Regions from separate parts of the Mus musculus genome. Here region 2 is linked to region 1. Evidence: chromatin loops called from intact Hi-C (ENCODE). Cell type or tissue: gastrocnemius. All regions are shown on one strand. Links, peaks and the distances in the headings refer to the core of each region. The heading gives the core; the rest is flanking DNA.

Region 1 (2,904 bases), core at 145-2,644:
CCCGGGTCATCAAGGAAGGAAGGAAACTACTGCCCCTAAGCTGAAGAGGCAGTGTCCCAAGAGACGGGTCGTCTCCCTCCTGCTCCCCCTCCCACCCAAGGCACCTGAGCCAGGGCTGGGAACTTCTCCACAGCCTCCTGGGGTCCCTGATGTAACCTAGCCGACTGGTTGCACAGGCTCCTGAGGCTCACTGGGGCCTGTCTATTGCATCAGCAGCTCTGATCATCAAGGCCAGCCTGAGGTCTCAGGCACCCTTAGGGGATGACGTGGCAGCTCACTGGGCATCCGGGAGATCAGGCAGTGCCTCTAGGGGCCCATGCTGGCTGTCACAATGTAACCAACATATGATGAAACCCTCAGACACCTGGGGGGCTTCTGTCCTGAGATGCAGACATCCTTATCTGTCTCCGGCTTGCATGCCCGCACTTTGCAGCCAAGCAAACTGCACCTTCTGTTTCTTTCAGTTCCTCTCCCTAGGCACCTGTGTCATGGCATACAGGACATGGGGCTATGACTGACCCGACACTTTCCGTACAGAGTGTGCCCCCATTCCAGAGAGTGCCACCTTGTTTCAGGGGTCCACATAAACAGTCACCCACTTACTTAGCCACACTTTACTCTGTACAGTCATCCTCCAGCTTTGCTCCTCCTTAGCTTCGAAGGGTAAAACACATGGACACTAGTGGTGGGCCCTGGCAGCCAAACCCTGGGCCATTTCTCAGCTCTGCCTGTCCACTGCACAATGGGGCTAGCACCTGACCCTCCAACAAGACAGCCCTTGGGAGAGGCTGTGGACCACGGGCCCTGAGATAAAATATGGCTCTGAAGAGGGCAGCACAGGGAGATGGAAACGGTATCAGGATCCACTAACGTCTGTAAATATTTAAACACAGCGAGATTCATGTTCGGTAGCTTAGTCTCTCTGAGTCTGGTAGCCATGCAGGGACCATTGTCAAGTGACAGTCTCCTCCCCGAGGTGCTTCGGGGGGCTTGTAGTTCCAAGGATCACTATTTTATTGGGGTCACAGACTCCCCTCTTGAGAGATGTGGAAAGACCTCACAGGTAAGGCTGCGTGACCAACATGTGTCCCCATCCATCAATCTCCCTGACAGGGTCAGTTCTGAGAATGGCCGGGCCACAGCTGCCAAGATCAGTAGTGGGTGCTCAGGGAGGGATGTCAGGGACGGTCACAGCCTGCACCAGGCCCACCTGGGGTGAAATACCTTGGGAGGAGCTGAGGGGCATCTGTCAGGATGGGCAGTGGCCGTGGCTGAGGACAGTCATGGACGCAGGGCATGGCAATCCCCAAAGGGCCCACGTGGGCCTCAGCTCCTTGCAGAACGGTGGCCACCTCTTACCGCAGGGTAGGGTTTGAGCACTACAGCCCCAGCCTTCCTCTTTGCCACGCCTCGCCTCGTACAGTAAACCGCAGCAGCCAGCTGCTGTCCCCAGAAATTCTATTGTGTGGAGTTGGCAGGGCAGGCTGGAGGGATCTCTGGGTGCCCAGCAGATGGCAGGCTTCTCCCAGATCAGCAGGGGCCATCCACCCGACACTTCCACCCATTCCTTCCTCCTGGACACCACACCCATTCCCTCCTGTTCTTCCTTCATGTGGTTGGTTTTAGGGAAAACTAAACGGTCCAGACAGCAGACGACACCCCCCCCCCCAGGCAGTTGTTATGGCAACTGCCTTAGTTTTGGTCAGTGGAACGACTCAGAACCAGACCCTGGCTCCTTGCTGTGGCCTAGCTGAGACCAAAGCCTGCCTTCTCCTTCCCCATCACCTCTGCCTTCTCTTTGGGTGGTGGTGAATGTCCCCAACACTTTGAGCCAGCCACAGCCTGCCTCTTTAGAGACCAAACAGGTTCCAAACTGGCTTGGCCACTGTCCCTAAAGCAAAGGCCTCACCTGGAGTGGGTGGCCAGCTGAATACAGCCTGCTTCCTATCCTGTCTACTCACCCTCTGTGGGCACATGACCCACCAAGACAGGCCCACTGACTCAAGGGTGCCTTGTCCGGCTTGACCTTTGCCTTCTGCCCCTACTTTTCTGAGATACGGTCTCATGTCCCAGGCTGACCTCAAACATGATATGTTGCTGAGGTTGGCTTTGATCCTGCTTGGTCCTGATGGCTCTCTACATAGATTCCGAACACTGAAATTCCAGGTGCGTGTCATTATAGCAGGCTTTGTGCGTATGTGCACATGTGTGCCGAGGCCCACATACATTGACACTGGGTGTCTTCTTCAGATATTGCAGCAGCTTTCTCATTGATCTGAGAGCCAATCTAGCTAAGTAGTTTGCTCCAGGGATCCGATCTCTGCCCCACAGTGTTGGTTTGGAATGGCATTCATCCGGGGCCTATAGATTTGTACTCTGGGCTTCATGCTTGAGTAGCAAGATATTTTACCTGCCTTCAGATCTTTTTTTTTTTACTGTTATTATTATGTAGATGGTTCATGGTCCATATAGCAGTGTTAGAGAGGTAAGAGCACTGTTGCTCTTGCAGAGAACTCAGGTTCCCTGTACCCACACAGTGACTCCCAACAACCTGTAACTCCAGTTCTAGTGGCCTGATGCTCTCATCTACTTCTATGGGTGTCAGGACACACGTGTGGCACACGTGTACATGCAGGCAAAACACATGCAAATAAAATAGATACATATCTTAAGGAGCAAAAGAAAGACACAGACTGGGAAGGAGGCTGCCTGCTAGCACATGCAAGACCCAGGTTCAATCCCTGACACCACCAAAAAGGGATCAAACAAACCCCCCCAAAAAAACCCTGACTAGAGCTAGTGTGTGTGGGGGTGCGTGCCTGTAATCCCGGCACTCAGGAGGCAGCCTCGGGCAGTGGGGATCACTAGTTAAAGGCCAGCCTGGGTTCATAATGAGTTCCAGGC
Region 2 (2,904 bases), core at 303-2,802, 52 kb after region 1:
TGTGAACACCAGCTGCAGGCGGCAAGCAGAAGAGGAGAGCAACGCATAGTTAGCAGGAGAGACGTCAGAAGGCAAAGGGCAGGGTTGGTGAAAAGAAAGGCCGTGTGGGAGTCAATGGTGCTAGGTGTTCATTGAAGAGCGAGCACACATTGCTTTTCCTATGGAGAGTCCTGGACAAAGAGACTAGTGGCTGCAGGAGGCAGAGAGAACCTGCAGGCTGTCCCATCCCAGAGACAACCTGTCTGTCTTCCCCCAGAACCCAGGAGCTCTGAGATCAAGCTTTGGGTGTGGATCACCAGGCCCAGGAGAAGTTGCTGCCTACAGAGGAGACTCTATCCACTAGCCCATGAGGACCGCCCATGTGTAGGATGCTGGGTGAGGGAATTCTGGTTTCCATGAGAGGGAATCCTGTCTACTTGAAAAGCTGAACTCTGCAGGAAGTCCACTAGTAACACATCTCAAGGAGGTCGCAGAAGGAAGGAGCAACCTTCATGACGGCCGCAGGCTGAGTCCCTCTCTTCTGCCCACCCCTTGCCACCATTGTAGACTGTAGCAAAAAGCCTCCAAATCCACGGGCCACCTGGGTGTTTCTCAAAAGCAGGCTCGGGTCTCTTCCATTAAAAGCTTGGGCTTTCAGTCTCCCAAATTTTCCTTCTGGGTTCTTGGGAAGTGTCCAGTTGTGCCAAATGCACCACTTGGATGGTGTGTTCCCTCAGTTATTGGGTTTTTCTGTTTGACTGACTATGGGACCGCCTGCCTCAGGCAAGCAGCATAAATGGAGTCTCGGCTGTGATCGGCATCCCTGAAATGGAGAACTCCTGGCACAAGTATCTATGGAGCCTTTATGCTTACGTGAGATCTGCCAGTTTTACCAGGACAGGGTCCAGGTAGGTGGCTGGGACAAGTGTGTCTGCAGGTGCGCATAGGAAGGCTGGAAACGAAGGTCCTGCTTCTTGCCTGGGCGTCCCCTATCCCTCCTTTCCAAGTGGCCATGGTGTCCTCACCCCCAGGATGCTGCAGATTTGCAAGCTGAGCAAAAAGACAACACCCCCCCCCCCAATGCCTCAGGTAGAACACAGTTGTTGGGGCACTTTTTTTTGAGACAGGGTTTCTCTGTATAGCCCTGGCTGTCCTGGAACTCACTTTGTAGACCAGGCTGGCCTCGAACTCAGAAATCCACCTGCCTCTGCCTCCCAAGTGGCTGGGATTAAAGGCGTGCGCCACCACTCTTAAGGTGGACTGCAGTTCAACTATGCTCACCAAACCAGCCTAGCTCTGGAATCTCTGCTCAGAATCTCTGTCCTGAGAGAGATGAGTGTTTGTGGGGTGTACAGAGAGCACTGGGTCCCCAACCCCATAGTTCCTGGGTTCCACAGGGCTTACTCCATTGAGGGAGCTGGACAGAGGAGGTACTTGGCCAGGCAGAGGACCTAATTGTTCCTCTGATCTCAAGATGGGCTGCACCAGCCTCCCCGCCCCTCCTTGGCTCTTGTCCACTTGATGGATGTCAGCCACTCTTCTGCACAAGGCACAGAGATTCAGCAGCAGTTCAAAGCTACAGGACTTGGGCTTCTCACTAGCCCTGTCTTCTGCGAAGGGGCAGGCCAGGTCTGAGACATTCTGGCTTCCCCGGAAGAGGCTGCGTGCTCCCACCGCCCCACGCTCTCCTCTGCAGAGACCCTTGTGGTGGCTTCTGACGTCATACCCGATGTGATCATCCTACTGTGCACTCACACCCCCACCACAGAGCCACCGTGACGGCTTGCCTACAAAGTAAGGAGCAGGGTCTTGGGAGAGGGAGTGTGCAGGATGGGAGAGGGACTGAGGGCTACCTGAGCTGGGGGGCTTGGGGACACTCAACTGCAGGAGCGCAGGAGGAAGACCACCAATCCAATCATAACAGGTGCACTCTAGGTAAGTATTAATAACTCGTGACACAGGGGACAGGGGAGAATCTAATGACAAGGACGCCATGCTGTGCCAGACCACAGCACTGCAAGGGAAACTGCAGTGCGCTGGAAGCCCGGATGCACTCAGAGACCTCCCGCTCCAGGCCTCTGACTCCAGCCCCTCTGAATCTACCTACCCCTCTCTCACTCCAGGAACTGGCTGTAGCCAGGACACCCTGGCCCCAGCAGACTTTCTCTGTCTGTCCTTCTGAATCCGACACACACACATGATGCCTCTACTCCTGTGGTCACAGAAAAGAGCTGTTTTAGGTCTTAAAGAGTGCCCAGTGTCAGGAGCCTCCATCGACTGTCCCTGGGTGGGCTGAGCAGTTGGGCACAGAGCCATATGATGACACCATCAAACTTGACCTCTTCCTGTCCCTGCAGGAGGTTAGCACGTGCACCATGGGGCTTCACGCGGCTGTCTTAAACATAGCCCTCACAAACCCTAGAGTTGGGCGTGCGTCTGACCTCTGCCCTGGACAGTTGTCAGCCAACAGGGTCTCTTCTCAGGGGGAAGCACAAACGTCCTTAAAATTGGAAGTACGATCACTCTCTTGGTGCAGTGCAGTCTTCGGCCAAGACAGTGGGATGAGTTGGGGAGAAGAAGCCGAACCAAGCTAGCCTCAGCCCCTCCCTAGTCAGTTGATGCAGAGTCCTGCCTGGCTCGGGCTCAGCCTTCGCCTGGGCCTTTGGTGGATGAACCCTGGAGAGGGAAGAATGGGCTTCTGGACCTGAAGAGTTCCATGGCAGACACCTCCTTCTCATAGGTAGACAAGTACCTCCCTGTAGATGTGCACCCCACACCTCACACCAAGTACTCAGCAGGACAGCACTCGCAGGAAAGCATTCCACTCAGGGTTCATTTAAAACCGAGTACCTCAAAGGGGCAGGAGGTCCAACTGCCACTGACTGTGTTCCCCAGGAATGAGAAGCAGGGGACACACTGAGCTCA

Evidence for each region. A loop is a pair of places that touch in the nucleus more often than their neighbours do. Peaks named below come from ENCODE experiments on the same cell type or tissue, not always from the same donor. Only the 100,000 strongest peaks of a DNase experiment are listed, where the experiment ranks them.
Region 2: a loop joins it to region 1, with 2.1 times the contacts of the local background. A loop is called at or near these places in 10 of 42 quality-filtered maps.

Annotation. Positions count from the first base shown.
Region 1 is chr11:119,189,242-119,192,145 of GRCm38, reverse strand. The region is part of intron 3 of Tbc1d16 (TBC1 domain family, member 16); the gene reads left to right. Gm11753 (a long non-coding RNA gene) reads left to right here and starts at 1,600. Exons shown (of 2, transcript XR_880347.2): 1 at 1,600-2,904. Gm36111 (a long non-coding RNA gene) reads right to left here and starts at 195. Exons shown (of 2, transcript XR_389225.4): 1 at 1-195. In gastrocnemius, for the core only: a CTCF peak has its summit at 1,497 (motif pointing right); DNase peaks (open chromatin) are centred at 1,256 and 1,498.
Region 2 is chr11:119,137,808-119,140,711 of GRCm38, reverse strand. No RefSeq gene overlaps it. Among named protein-coding and RNA genes, the nearest start is that of Gm11755, 12 kb to the right of the region's middle. In gastrocnemius, for the core only: no CTCF peak of the experiment used is centred there; DNase peaks (open chromatin) are centred at 1,486 and 2,307.